2 separate regions of the Mus musculus genome follow, and region 2 is linked to region 1. Evidence: chromatin contacts called from ENCODE Hi-C data. All regions are on one chromosome and are shown on one strand. Each heading gives the region's core, a stretch centred on a gene start or an enhancer-like site at or near the end of the contact. The rest is flanking DNA. Distances are from core to core; before and after follow the strand shown. Region 1 holds the start of Cacna1h (calcium channel, voltage-dependent, T type, alpha 1H subunit). Region 2 has its middle 3.6 kb from the start of Tekt4.

What was found. Hi-C counts contacts between places; a loop is a spot of excess contacts on that map.
Region 2: a map of heart shows a loop between it and region 1 (2.9-fold over the local background). The contact joins the enhancer-like site here to the promoter of Cacna1h in region 1. A Hi-C loop is called at or near these places in 1 of 37 maps with a recorded cell type or tissue (heart).

What each region holds. Positions count from the first base shown.
Region 1 is chr17:25,430,030-25,436,932 of GRCm38, forward strand. It overlaps Cacna1h (calcium channel, voltage-dependent, T type, alpha 1H subunit), which reads right to left and starts at 3,754. Exons shown (of 35, transcript NM_021415.4): 1 at 3,441-3,754; 2 at 2,841-3,157. The coding sequence starts at 3,139.
Region 2 is chr17:25,464,609-25,471,412 of GRCm38, forward strand. It overlaps a transcript of Tekt4 not described here. Among named protein-coding and RNA genes, the nearest start is that of Tekt4, 3.6 kb to the right of the region's middle. Within about 2 kb of position 3,368, at least 1 of the 3 ENCODE cell types and tissues checked has a DNase peak (open chromatin) inside an H3K27ac peak, as active enhancers do; it is heart, where a contact is called at or near this core.

The DNA of each region.
Region 1 (6,903 bases), core at 2,504-5,003:
TGCCCACTGCCGAGCTTCACACCCCTGGGAGGCCCCACCTTCCCTTGCTGGGGCAGGCAGCTGCACTGCAGGCAGTTCTGGGTCAGGAGCCTGGGGTGGGGTGGGGGAGCCGGGGCAGAACATAACCCAGCGGAGCAGGCTACAACACACGGGTCCCACCCACCTTCCTCTATAAATAAGCCTGTGTAGGAGAAACAGCGCTCTCCCCAAAAGTTCCAGCCCGATTGTATTTTTAAAGAGGGAACTAAATCAATAAAGACAAAGGCTGTCCTTGGAGGCTCCTTTGCCACAGGGATGGGAGACACCATCCATGGAGAACTGGGACTACGTTTATGTTGGTACCTCCACTATGAAGTTCCAGAAAGGTCCGAGACTGGGAGAAAGTACTTCCCTCTGCTCCAACAGCCAATAGAAGCCCAGCTATGACTGGCAGGCATCTGCTGGGAGCCAGCAGCTGCTTCTCAGAGCAAATCTGATTTTCCCTGCTCTGGGGAAAGGCAGGAGGTCCCGCTGACACGCTGTCTACCTGCAGGGGAAACTGAGGCCCAGGAAACGCTCTCTAGCCACAGGGCACCACATAGTCCTTGTAAAATCCTGGTCATGCCAATCACCAGGCTCCCCTGCCTCATACAAAGCCACCCCCACCACCTCCCAGGAATGAGGAACAGAAAGAGCTCGGGAAGCCTCGGCCCACACGGGCTTCCCCAGTAAGCTGATCCCCCCGCCTGTCCAGGCGTGCAGCTTATTTTAGGATCTCCCTGAGGCCCAGCTTCACACCCCTACTTCAGAGCCTAGCATCTGCTGAGGGTCAGACCCATCCCCATGTGGCCAGGGCTCTAATGAACCCACCCCACTGGACAGATACAAGAGTGCTGACAAGGCCAAATAACCTGGAAAACCAGCTCTCCCCACATGGCATCTCCCTAGCTTGGGGATCTGCAGAATCCTTGGGTTTCAGGAGTAGGAGAATCAAACTGTTGAGGCAGACAACAGCAAGAAGATGGGGGTGTGGCAGGCCTCCTGGAACCTGCCAGCAGCTCCAGGACAGGGACGTACTGGAGAGCGAAGATCTACCTTTCTCCCCTTCGTGCTCTTACCTGTAGGGACAGCCTGGCATTTCCTTCCTCAGCTGAGAGCTCTGCTCACCCCCCTGCCCTCTATTCCAGGCCTGATAACACCCGAGTCTCTCTTAGACCTACAAGGGCACCTTCCACTTTAGACCACACAGTCGGCTCAGACCAGGTGGCAACGTTAGCTCTACAGTCCTTGAAGGCTCAGTCTACCTACGAGAGCCATCCCATCCCCACCTTCTCTGAAGGTAGCAACACAAACAACCTTGTTAGAAGTCCCCAGGGACACAGCAGCCGGAGAACCAGGCTCAGCCTCCAACTCCTGTGTAGCCACATCCTGGCTGTCAGGAGACCAAGTCTAGGTCCACTCGCTCTTCTCCTATTTTGTACAGCTTGAGAACAACAAATTCAGGCACTAACACAGGGCTGGTCTTTGCCACCTCCCCAAGGTCCACAGTAGCACTGCCCGGTGGCTCATCACTATTCCCAGCCATACAATCTCATCACCAAAACCAAGTGGTCCAGTCACCTCCCAGTCTAGATCCCGCAGAGGGGACAAACTGACAGCTGGCACACAAGGTCACCCTGCTCCTGCACAGAGGGCCAGCCAACCCAGAAGATGCCCACCACGGGCAGTCACTACCATCAACTGCAAAGGACAAAGACAGCAGGCAGTGAAGCCCAAGCACAGCCCTGGACCACCCTCCTTTACAAGCAGAGAAAACTGACTCACCCAGTGTTTGGATTGGAGTGAAAAAAAACATGGGCTTTATTACTTTTTTTGGTACAGATTTCTCTTTTGTATTTAATATTTATACAGTTAAACACACAAGGTAGAGAAACATATACACACATTGCTCATTTTGCCTCTGTCCCGGACTCCGCTGAAGAGTGTTTATGGGCCCATGTCAACTCCCCTCGGCCCTCCACCCACCCAGCCCTGGTGACCAGTTCCGAGCAGTTGCTGGGGGTGGGGGTGGCCGCACTACCAGGCATCATTTCAGCCCCTCCTCTGAGACTATCAAGCCTATCAGGGAGAGCCCTAAAAGGCCACCTGTTCTGGGGCCAAAAGCCTCTTTTGCACCCCAGAAATGTTGCCAGTACTGACCCAACCCTGTTCTGGAAGCTTCAGTGAAAGTCTGTGGCCTTGGGGCCAAGAAAAAGAAGTCACAATCCCTTCCTTTTGACCTAGGCAACTGTGGTGAAGGGGCTCGGGGTCAAAGCTAGCTGCCTCCTGCACACACACACACACACACACACACACACACCCAGCTGTGCGTGACTTAAATCAGCCCCTGAACGGACTTCAGCCTGGAAAAGTGAGTTCTCAAACCAACGTCACTTCGAGGAGAACCAGGGAGCAGCCCTGCCCGGCACACAGCGCCAATGAGCAGGTGGAAACTTTCTCCCTTTCCGGCCCCCAGACTCCAGCGAGGGTCTTCACACAGGCTCAGGTGTTTCCTTTGGAAAGCTAAGAAGGCGGGGATTCCCATCTTTCCCCCCATCCCCCGCCCCAGTAGGACTCCTGGAGTTAACTACCTTTCATTTCCTTCCACCGGCGGCATCCTCGCCGCTTCTGCTCATACTCTCCCGTCCCGAGGTGCCTCTGAACCCAGATTCCACAGGCTAACCCTACCATCTCTGAGAAGAACGCCGCCCTAGCACCCCTACCCAGAGCCCCCGCCGGATCCCACAAGCCGGGTTCACAGGACGTACGCAGAGGAGTCCCACACCCCAGTCCCCAGCGCCCTGCCAACCCTGTAAGGATATGGGTTACAAACCAGTCGGAGGCACCAGCTGCGGGGCCGCGTGGTTTGCCCGAGGCAGAAGAAGACTGTGGCAGCCAGAGCGGGGTATGGGACGGGCTGTTCCTCGTCGGCGCCCAGGTCCGCACCACACTCGGTCCCTGGGCTCTCGGGAGCCAACACGCTCGACCCGGATCCTCGCTGCTCCTCGCGCCCCGGCACCCCAGGGCTCGCTGGGGAAGCCCTCACCGGCGCTGCAGGAGCCGAAGGCGAAGCGCCCAGGGGCACCCGGACCTCGTCCGCTGCCAGCGTGCCCTCGGTCATGGTGGCAGAGGGCAGCACCTGCGGAGAGAGGGGCAGGCGGTGACCCTGGCCCAGGAACGACGCCCCCGCCCCGCCTCAGGCGGAGCGGAGCTGCGGGAACAGCCGCGGCCGCCGGGATGTCTTTGTCTCTCCTTATTAGAGACAAGTGCGCCCCCCGCCCCCTCCCGCCAGCAAAGCCTGGCAGCCCCACCCCCAAGGCCGAGGCGAAGGGTTGCGGGAGCCCTAGGGGCTCCGAGCCCATAGAGCTCAAGTTCAAAGGGTCCCAGGCGCGCAGTAAGCGCGCGTACCCTCCGCATCTCACCTCGCTCCGGTGGCCAGCGGCGTCCCTGTGGGCATAGCCCGGGCGGCGCTGTCACTGGGGACCCAGTCCAGAGCCCGGAGCTGGGCCAGTATCGCCTCCTCGGCCCGCGCCCCCGGCCCACCCGGCACCAGCTCTCGCGGAAGCTCTAGCTCCGGCCCGCCCAGCAGCAGCAACGGTGTCCCGATGCGGAAAACCGCTAAATGCACGGCGGGGCGGGCGCGGACCGCAGGCACGGGCCGGGGGCGCGGCCGAGCCAGAGAGGGAGCGAGCGAGCCCTGGAGCCCGTCCGCGCACAGCGCAGGAAACTTCGGAGTGAGCAGTGGCGGGGAGGCGGGGCGGCGGGGGCGGCCCATGGGGCGGGGCCAACGCGGCCGGGGCGGGCAGGGGGCGACCCTCAGGGACCGAGATAGGGACGGAGAGTGGGCGGGGGTCATCAGCCCGGCCCGCCCCCACCCAGACGTAAGCTATCCCACAACATCCCTTGGTCCGTGTTTCTCCGTGCCGGTACGCCGCCAGCCCCAAGTCCAGGACTGGGCGAACCCGGTCCGCGCCCCCCTCCCCGACCTCTCCTCCCGCCCCATACTGTCTCGCGGGAGAGCACGGCAGCAGGGGGCGCTCGCAGGGATGCTTGGACGAGGGGCGGGGGAAGCGGCGCCAACGTCCTTCCCCACCCCCACTGCGGGGGCGCGGAGCCGGCGGGGACCCCCTCCTTTTCTCGCGCGCCGCCCCTTCTCTTCACTGCTAGGGTCGGCTAGGGGGCGGGGCTCAGCAGGCGTGGGAGGCACGCCGTGACCATGCCCGCGAGGCGCGTGCCCTTCCCCCACCGCGTGTGTCTTGGGTGTGCCGGGGCGCCAGTGTCTTTGGGGCGCGTGGGCGACGTGGGGCGCGTTGCGCGACGCGACACCAATTGTCCTGGGGCAGTCCGGGTACTCTGGTACGCAGCTCCCCCACACTCCTCCCAGTTTCCGCAAACTTGCCGGTGCCCATCCCCCTCCCCCTTCTCCTGGGGACTGGGGCTCTTGGAAGAACCTCGAGAAGGAGTACAAGCCGAGCGGGGCCTCCCAGCACCCGCCAAGGCACACAGAGGGTATATCCTGAGCATGTCGCTGAATCTCCTTTCATACTCCAGTGGTTGCATGACCCTTGTCCCATGAAGGCATGAGCAGAGGGGCTGTTCCCCCCCTCTCCCGCTGGAGGTATGCAGGGATTTTTTTACTTTCTCACAATTACCACACTAGGGCCATAAAATTCCAGCTCTTAGGTGTACATCCACTTAAATTTCAACCAACAAGGGGCTCTTTCACCTTCAGGCCCTGTTATTGGGGAAAACCATTCCTGTCCTAGACAAAGAGCAGCCTCCCTCTGCCCTGGGGTAGCTGGGCTCTTTGGAGGGCCAGAGCAACATAGCAACCTCAGACCTGGATGGAGCCCTGGCAGGGTGAGCTGCAGAGAAGTGGAGTTTCCCATATGTGGTTCTGGGATTCTAAGAGGATTTCACCACTGAGCCTGGGAAGGGCACAGCCTGGGGAAGGAGGTGGAGAACAAGAACCATGTCCTCTGCCTGTCGGTCCAGGCAGGGCAGGCCCCTGGGCCCAACAGCACCTTGTCTTGTATATGTGAACTTTTCAAGAAAAGAAAAACATTTACTCTATTTTAATGCTCCTACTTACCAGTGGGTGGCTGCGGCCCATAATTAAGGTCCTCAAAGAGCAATTAAGGACCTAGCCACCCAGGAGAGGGATCAGGAAGAGCCTTGAGCCTTGAACACAGCTGAGTGAAGCATAGACAAGCAGGCGAATTATGCCAACGCGGGGTCCTGGACCAGATGGCTGGCAAGCACTGCCACTTTCCTCCAACCCCTCGGAAAGGTTATGATGAAGTGCAAGGTGGTGTTTTGCTTGAAAGCTAGCTGGAGACCGATAAGGTGCCAGGCTCCGATTGGAGCTACAGGTCCGCTGGAGGGGACACTGGACATCTTCTTGTTCTTGGGGGCTTCACTCCAGTGGAGGGCAGGCCAGGAACAAGTGTGTGTAGTGGTGGGGTGGGGCGAGGAAGGAAACATAGTTGTTGGCCAAGGGCAGATGGCTCCTGGAGGACAAGGAAACAGGCAGGGTCCCAGAGCTCTCCAGCTTCAAGACCCCTATGCAAAGGCCTTCTGGAAATCAGGAGATGGCTGAGTGAGAGGACTCAGGAGAGCAGAACGCATCCTTGCAGAGGAAGATGGAAGGAGAGGGCCAGAGCTGGTTTACTATGGGCCCCATGGAGCCTGGAGGGAGCGTCATACACCCTAGACTTGAGGGCTATCTCTCACCCATCTCTGTTTACATTCTGCTGTTCACATTTCTGGAGAAGGGGAAGGGCCCTGGACTTGGTGTGTATGTCTGACTGAGCCATTCCCACAGCCAGCAGGACCCAAAGCCGGCCACGGACCAACTGAAGGGACACCTACACTATGATTTAAACCTTAGGGGACTTCTTCCAATGTCTCCTGTTCTATCAAGCCTTCCGGGGATCTGCTGTACTGCCCTTCCAGGGTCTCCTGTCCCTGGGCTGATACTCTGTCTGCTCAGCCTCCTGTGGCAGTGGTCACTTAAGGTGGCCTTCCACACCCGAGCACCATCAGCCTAGATCATGTCTGCTTCGCTGCAGGGGCCGAGCCCATCCATGTGACACAGACTTGCCTTCAGGAGAGGAAATGAAAAGCAGACACTACTCAGATATGAGATGAGAAAATTGGGTTCAAAACAATGAAAGCATCATACGCTCACGTGGTGAGCAGGCAATGAGGGGACAAGCGTAGGACAACTCAGAAGTTGGCGTTAAAATTGTTTCATTAAACCATACAGAGTGTTCGGATGCATTTTAAAATCCTCCAGGCCTCTGGGAATTTTTTTTTCTATTTCCTTTGTGTGTGTGTGTGTGTGTGTGTGTGTACGTACGTGTGTACAGAGCTGCTAGTTGACAAAGAGCTGAGGACTGGAAGGGGAACAAACAACCAGGGAATTCAGCCAGTGGGAATCCCGTGGCCATGACCCTGGGGAACATTGTTCCCTCCATCCAGCAGTTTATGGTGAGTGAAGGCAGGCTGGCCCACAGGGCAGAAGGCAGTGGGGATGCCTTTGCCACAGCCTGTGGGCACCTATCCAGCTCAGAAGGTGCTCATGGCATCCACCCCCAGGCAGCTACATACCCCAAGACCTTCCATTCTATCTTCATGTGGCTTTGTCCTCTGCCCATACACCCATGTCCCTCCCAGAATTCCCAGTGGTTCCCAAGCTGCTTGGATCAAGTCTGGACTTGACCTACACCCTCTGTGAATAAGTGCATACCCATACGTAGGCACCTTGTATCCTAACTTCTCTTAACTGTCTCCATCAGACACAGCACTCTCCACCTGCCACATTGGCCCTTCCAGACTCCCAGCCCGTTGCTTTCACCTACTGTTAGGTCCTTCAAACGCAGA
Region 2 (6,804 bases), core at 2,118-4,617, 34 kb after region 1:
GACCAGTTCATGGGGAAGATGGTCCTTGGAGCAAACACTTCACCCAGCTGCTAAAGGCAGTGTATCTTTTCTGGCCAGCCTAGGCCCCTTGGCCCACGTGAGTCCACTTTGCTGAGTAGACTCAGATTCTGAGCTGGTGCTCATGGGGACTTAAAAAAACATCATGAGATTCCTCTCTATCTGAAACGATACCCTCCCCCCCCCCCAGCCCAGTTCCACAGATGTGGCCTAGGCCTGTATCTAAGGTGCTACAGGGGCGTCCAGGCCCTCTCATCTACAGAGCCCTGGATCCCTTCCGTGAGAGGAAACGGAAGCCCTGAAGAGATCACCAGGAACCCACAGCACACCACTCTGTGTTCCCTGCTCAACACAGGGTTTTTTTTTTTTTTTGGCTTGGGGGCCATAGAGGGACAGAATCCAGCACTCCCTCTGGTCCTTTGTGATCCTTTGCCGACCTGTAGCCCCTCCAGCAGGAGTGACCAGGTGCCTAGAGTCCCTATTCTGAGTCTTGGAGATGTGAGAGCGGGGTGGATGGGCCTCTGATTTACAGCCCTGGGTGAGGGGTGGTGAGGCCAGAGGCATACACACCCCATGGTAAGTAGGCCCAACTTCTGGGATGATCTTCTAGTGCAGCTCCCTCCTCATCTGTTGCACACCCAGAAATGCAGTTCCGGTAGGTCTCAGAGCCTGAGACGGGGGGACATTGCTGGAAGAACATAACCGGGTTAGAGTTTCACTGGAACTCAGGATGCAGAAGTTTCCAGGGCCCATGGCATGAGTCTACCCTTGCTGGACACCAGCTGCTATCTGTTAGTCTTCTACCCCGTGATAAAGCTACTGAGACCTCTCTGGGACTGAGATCCCCCCTCTGGCTGAGAATTTTGGGGGAGACTATGATGCCCATCTCCCTGGGAGCCTCACACTTTGTCCCTGGGGCAAGTCCTGTAATCATGCTTAGGAGTGCCTGGGAGTATGGCCACACAGGTAGGTCCTATGTAAACCAATGGCGCTTCCTCTTGGAACCTCTGTTTCTGCATCTAGGCATTTAGAGTGTGGAAGGGAAGGGAAGAGAAGTGGAAATCCTGGTGGCCTCTGTATAGTACAGGCTGAAGTTGTCCTTTCCGTTGGCCTTTGAGCCTGCAGGGCCAGCCAGGGTCAGGTTGGGTACTTCCCACCCTCTAGGACTCAGCTCAGCAGCCTCCGTTGAGCGAACCCATCCCAGCCCTGCCCAGGCCAACTCAGAATCTCTGCTAAATCCTCTATTTAATTTTCTTCTCAGGGAATTGTAGGAGGTTTTTCAGATAAAGCTGAGCTGATAAAGTGGGGATTTGGCTGTTCTCAAAGGCAGTAGGCCCTGGGCACTGTCATACAGGCCTGTTGGGGATGGTCAGGGATGAGGCAGCTACACCCATAGGGCTGTGTTTCCCCCTGGTTCCCCAGCACAGGAAGCCCCTGATGAGGGTGCATGAATGTCAGATCCGGTCCTCCAGCCCTGTCATTAGGTCCAGGCTTCTGTACATTCCATAGGCTCCTCCTGGTTGAATGGGTAGTTGGGGCCAGCCAGGGTGATGCTCCTCCCTAGGAGTCCTCGCTGTCCTATAGGGAACCCAAAGGCCTTTTTCTGAGGGAAATCAGGGCAAGTCCTCCCTGAAACCACCTCTTCCTCTTCAGGATGGCAGTGTCTTTCCTGGCTGGCCAACCTCTTCCCAGCTCCCAAGGTTGATGCCAGGCAAGGCCTCCCGTTGGCTTGGTATTTGAAACCTCAAATTCTCCTGGGTGTCAACTTTGTGTCTCTCCTGTCCCTGGCTGGTTCCACCATGACATTCTGATAAGTAGCTGCCTGTGTCCCTGCAGTAATGACAGGCTCACCCCCTGCAGGAAACTCAGCCAGGACTCCAGCACCCGGTCCACCTCTGCCCTCTATGTGCCTCTGTGTATTTAAATGTGTATCTCTGATCCCAGATACACTGTGTCCTTGGAGAGGAGTCCTCTCTGTGGTGCTGTTTCCCTGTATATGTGACTCCTGTATTTTGAATGTGTATCTCTGATCCCAGATACATTGTCCTTGGGGAGGAGTTCTCACTGTGGTGCTGTTTGCCTTCCCATTAGGAACAGGTCCCTGCTCTTTTCCTGGTGATGATGTTTCTGGGACAAAGCTTGCTACAAATGGTTGTTGCTTGTCTTTTTTGAGCCTCCTTCCTTGATTTGGTGTCATTTCCTATGGCTGTATTTCAAAGCCTAGCATCACTCAGTGGCTGGGCAGCCCCCGTGCATCTTGCCTAAAGAGCTAGATGACCTGCCGAGATGCTCAGGAAAGACATCATGTCCATACTGGGTTTCTGAGATGTTGTTGTTTTTCCTATTTGGTGAGTGTAGAGGTGGTTGATCTGTTTAAAGCATGGAAAGGTGTAACTCAAAGCCCCTCACTGAAGCACGGCTTCATTTCTCTGTTTTTATTTATTAGGGGTTTGTTCTGCTCTGGTAGTACTCGGGACAGAACTCAGCTCTTGTCCTTGCTGGACAGTGCTCTGCCGACTACATTCCAGCCTTCTTTTGCTTTTCATATTGAGACAATCTTTAACTTGAACTTGCGATCTTCCTGCTCTTTCCAGTAGCTGGGATTCTAGGCAAACACCATCAGACCCAGCAAGAGTTTCTTTTCTATAGTTTCAAAGCCATGCATGGTTTTGGAGATGTGTGTACATATGGTGTATACATGTAAGTGTGCTCGCTTGCATGTGTATGCACACATGTGTGGAGGACAGTGACTGGCCTCTCGATATCCTCAATAGCTTTTATTATTATTATTATTATTATTGTTGTTGTTGTTGTTGTTATTATTATTCGAGACAGTCTCTAACTGAACCTGGAGTTTGAAGATTGGCTAAGCTAGCTGTCCATCAAGCCCCAGGGGTCTTCCCGCATCCATCTTCCCAGCTCTGGGATTAGAGGTGCGTGCAGCCACACCCATTCTTTACAGAGGTGTTGAAAACCCAGCCTGGGGTCCTTGTGATTGTGGGGCAAGTGCTAGACTGACTGAGACAATCTTAGGGACATTTAGAGAAATGTCTGTTTTCACAGTCTTGGTGTTATGGCTGGGAAGCCTCTCAAGCAAACTACACCCATGAGGCTGGGGACACTGTAAGTGTCAGGCTGAGAAACTCTGGGTCCTTGAGGTGGACACAGCTTTCTGGACAACGACACACAGCTAGCCACCTTCAGGCAGGTAGCCTGAGTCACACGTGCCTTTTCTCAGAGTTCCCTGTCTGAGTCTTGCCCCACTCTTGCCCAGGAAGGCAGAGTCCCTTGTGCTCACTGTTTGGGGAGAGGCAAGGGTCAAGTGGGAGTGAGTCATTGGCCCATCAGCTGCCTGGTCCTGCCTTGCCAAGTGGAGAGGCTCATGCCCAGTGCCTACCTCTGAGGCCAGACCACTGGGCTCAGCCCTCTGTCAGCCTGTGTCCACGCCACATCTTCTTGCGTTGTCTTATCTTCTAGGGCCTGATGACGGATGGGAAACAGGGCTTTCACAATGGCCCTGGGAGTCATCAGAGGAGGGGGTCGCCCCTAATATCCTGCACAGCTCTTTCCTATCTTTATCCAAATTGCTCTTCAATGCTTGGACTCCAGGATTCTTCTTCCGGGAAGTCCTTGGCTGGCTCCTCCTTCCTGCTTGTTGCCCGCTGCAGCCTTGGCTCAGGGATGCCTAAGAGCTTTGGATCCTTCTGTAATTAAAGTGTCCCACTGGCCTGGGGAGAGATGTGGCTGTGCCTCCCACTGCTCCTGTCACTGGGTCTGCACCAGCCAGGGTGGCTCCTTGGGTTGTCACTTCACGCAGGATAGGAGGTGGCCAGATGGCAGTCTCTCCTTTGTTGGCCCTGTCCTGTCAGCGTGACCTTGGGCCCGTCTCAGCCTGGGGCCTGCAGGCTGTGCCTGTTCTGGGTAGAGTCTATGAGACTGCATGGCTTCCCTCCCATTTAGAACCTTGCCGATTGGGGCTAGCGCTAGGGAATCTCCTCTGGCCTTGGGGAGCTGCTGGCTAGACTCAAAAGAAAGGGACCCTTTTGCCCATGTCCGTCCCACTTGTGATGTCTAGAGTTTGTAAAAAAAAAAATCTGTGCAGGGGACAGCTGTACTCTTGGTCAGTCCTGATGCCCCTCTGTTTCCCAGGCATCCTGCAGGGCTGTCCAGTGTGGTGGGGTCTGGTTCTTGGGGACACAGGCAGAGTCCATGGAGCTAGCACTTCTAGCCCCATCATGCTGCAGCTGTGATGTGGGAACTTTCACAAGCCCTTCCCCCCCGCCCCGACTCAATTTTCCCACTGTAACTGCAATGTAGGAAGAAGGGCAACATGAGAGAGGACCCCACCCCACTCCATACAGTCCTGTAGTGCACCACCATTCTGCCCACACATCCCATTCAGTCTGTGCTCACTGTGGCTTTACCTGACTGTTTCCCACTTAGCCCCAGCTTTGAGTATAGTTGTGATGGCCTCAGCAGCAATGATTGGTGTTCCTCTCTGAAAGGGTTGGGCGGAGAGAGGCTGGGAGGGACTGCACCCTGTCACCTTCAGAGCACAAATGCCTCTTTCTTTGGACCAAGGGTCAGACTAGAGGCCGTGGATGATAGGGACAAAGGCTCAACACATCCCTGAAGGTGTCTGGCGAGTCTTGGCCCCTCAAGCTGGGGACTAAGGTCAAAGCTCTACCTTGGAGTCTATCTTGACATAGGGGAACCTACATTGAGACCTGGCCTTCCTCATTAGCCTGGGGGTTCCATGGGAGCATCAGCTACCTGCAGTGCCCAGTACTTGAATACTGCAGGTGAAGATCAGGTAGAGTCACTGGGCCCAGGCTAGTTCTCTTCCTTTGCAGTCCCTGGCTCCACATGTCAGGAATGAATCTAAGGAGAAACTGTGGTGTGCTCTGGGTAGCTCTGTACCTACTACCATGTGGGAAAACTGAGGCACAGAGGAGACAGAGGGAGGCCCACACTGGCCCCCAAAGGTTCTTGGCTTCTAGCTCTTGAGGAACAGTGGCAGCTCTTGCTCCATCTGGTTATGAATTCTCAAGGCTTCTGCCCACAAATTACACATGTATAAAGCATCTACTGGTGGGAATGCCAGGGGCTCCTGCCAGAGGATTGACATGGAGTGTGAAGTGAGTGAGGGGCTAACTGCTAGGGAGTCAGCACAGGGTCGGGGCGGGGGGGGGGCGGGGAGGAATGCACAGCCTGGACAGAGGTGTGTGGGTGAAACCAAGCCTGTGCACTGAGCAGAGAGAGCCTGAGGTTCTCGAGGCGGGAAACGGGATAGGACAGTGGGGAGAGGAGAGGCTGAGGGGCTGTGGCAGTAGACCCTGTGCTGGCTAAGGGTGTGGATTTCTTTCAGAGAGGACCTAGTATGTGAGGAGCCTCTGGGGAAGACCAGGTGGGAGGGGAGGGAGGAAGACCACAGAATGGTCAGGAACTAGGAATAGGTGGCTGGCACATTCTGCAGTCAATGTCGCCCTCTCTTGGTCACACTGGCTATCGACTAGGGTTTCTTAATGCCCAGGTTGGATGGCAGGATTTCCTATCTAACTAGTGTCCTGGGAACAACTGCCCAGACAGAAAGTGCCTCCCCTTTTTGAGCAGATCAGGATACGTGACTCCAGATACATTCAGTGGGTGAACCCCCTTCAGAACACTGACCCAAATCCCCAGGAGGCTCTGATCTAAGTCCAGCTATGGGATACAGGAAGAAGAAGAGGGGCTGGCCCTTACACAGTGGCCCTGGGAATAGATGGGGTCAGGGTGGCTGTGGATACTCTCATGGGTTCAGGTCCCAAAGTGAGTCCTGGAGGCTGAGGTAGGGTGGATGTTTGGTCCTCTGGGCCTGCATGCGGGGTTCAGACCACATGCGCAATGGGCCAAGTTGTGGAGTCCTAGGGTGGCTTAGGGTAATGTTGAGGATGAGAGGCACTTCTCAGGCTGAGGAACCTGCTCACATTTCCATGGCCCCCACCTCCCACAGATCACCCAAAGGGGTCGTTAAGTAGGCAGAACCTCCTCCGTCCTCCTCCAGCAGGGCAAAGCCCACACTCAGGACCAGATCATGGAAGAACATCTCAGAAAAGGAGCCAAGGAGCCAGGGAGGAGGGCAGGGGTGTCAGGGACCTTGGAGCCTTCACTACCCCAGCCCTGGACCTCAAGACCCTTCATACCCCAGCCCTGGACCCCAAGGCCCTTCACTACCCCAGCCCTGGACCCCAAGGCCCTTCACTACCCCAGCCCTGGAGCCCAAGGGTCCCAGGGAACAAGTCCTGAGCCTCTGTGGCTCGGATCACAGTGTGGTGAAGAGTTGAGAGTTGGGGATTGCCTGTGTGTGTGTGTGTGTGTCTGTGTGTGTGTGTGTGTGAAAGAGAGAGAGAGAGAGAGCTTGTGCATGCGCACGCACATGGGCATATGAGTATTTGTGTGCATTGGAAACCTTAGGGGACATTTCTCAAGCACCATCCATTTTGGGGTTTTGTCTGTTTTTGTTGTTATTGGGGGTTTTGTTTGAGATGGGGGTCCTGCTATATAGCCCAGACCAAGCTGGAACTCACTACGTAGACCGTGCTATCCTTGAAATCAGAGAGCTCCACTTGTCTCTGCCTCCTGAGTGCTGGCATTAGAAGTATTTGCCACTATGCCTGGCCAACCTTATTTTCAACAAGGTCTTTCACTCGTCAAATACAGTTGGGCTGGTTGGCCTGTGAACACCACAGATTAACCGTTTCTGCCGTCCCAGTGCAGGGATTGCAAGCATATGCCACCACACCCATC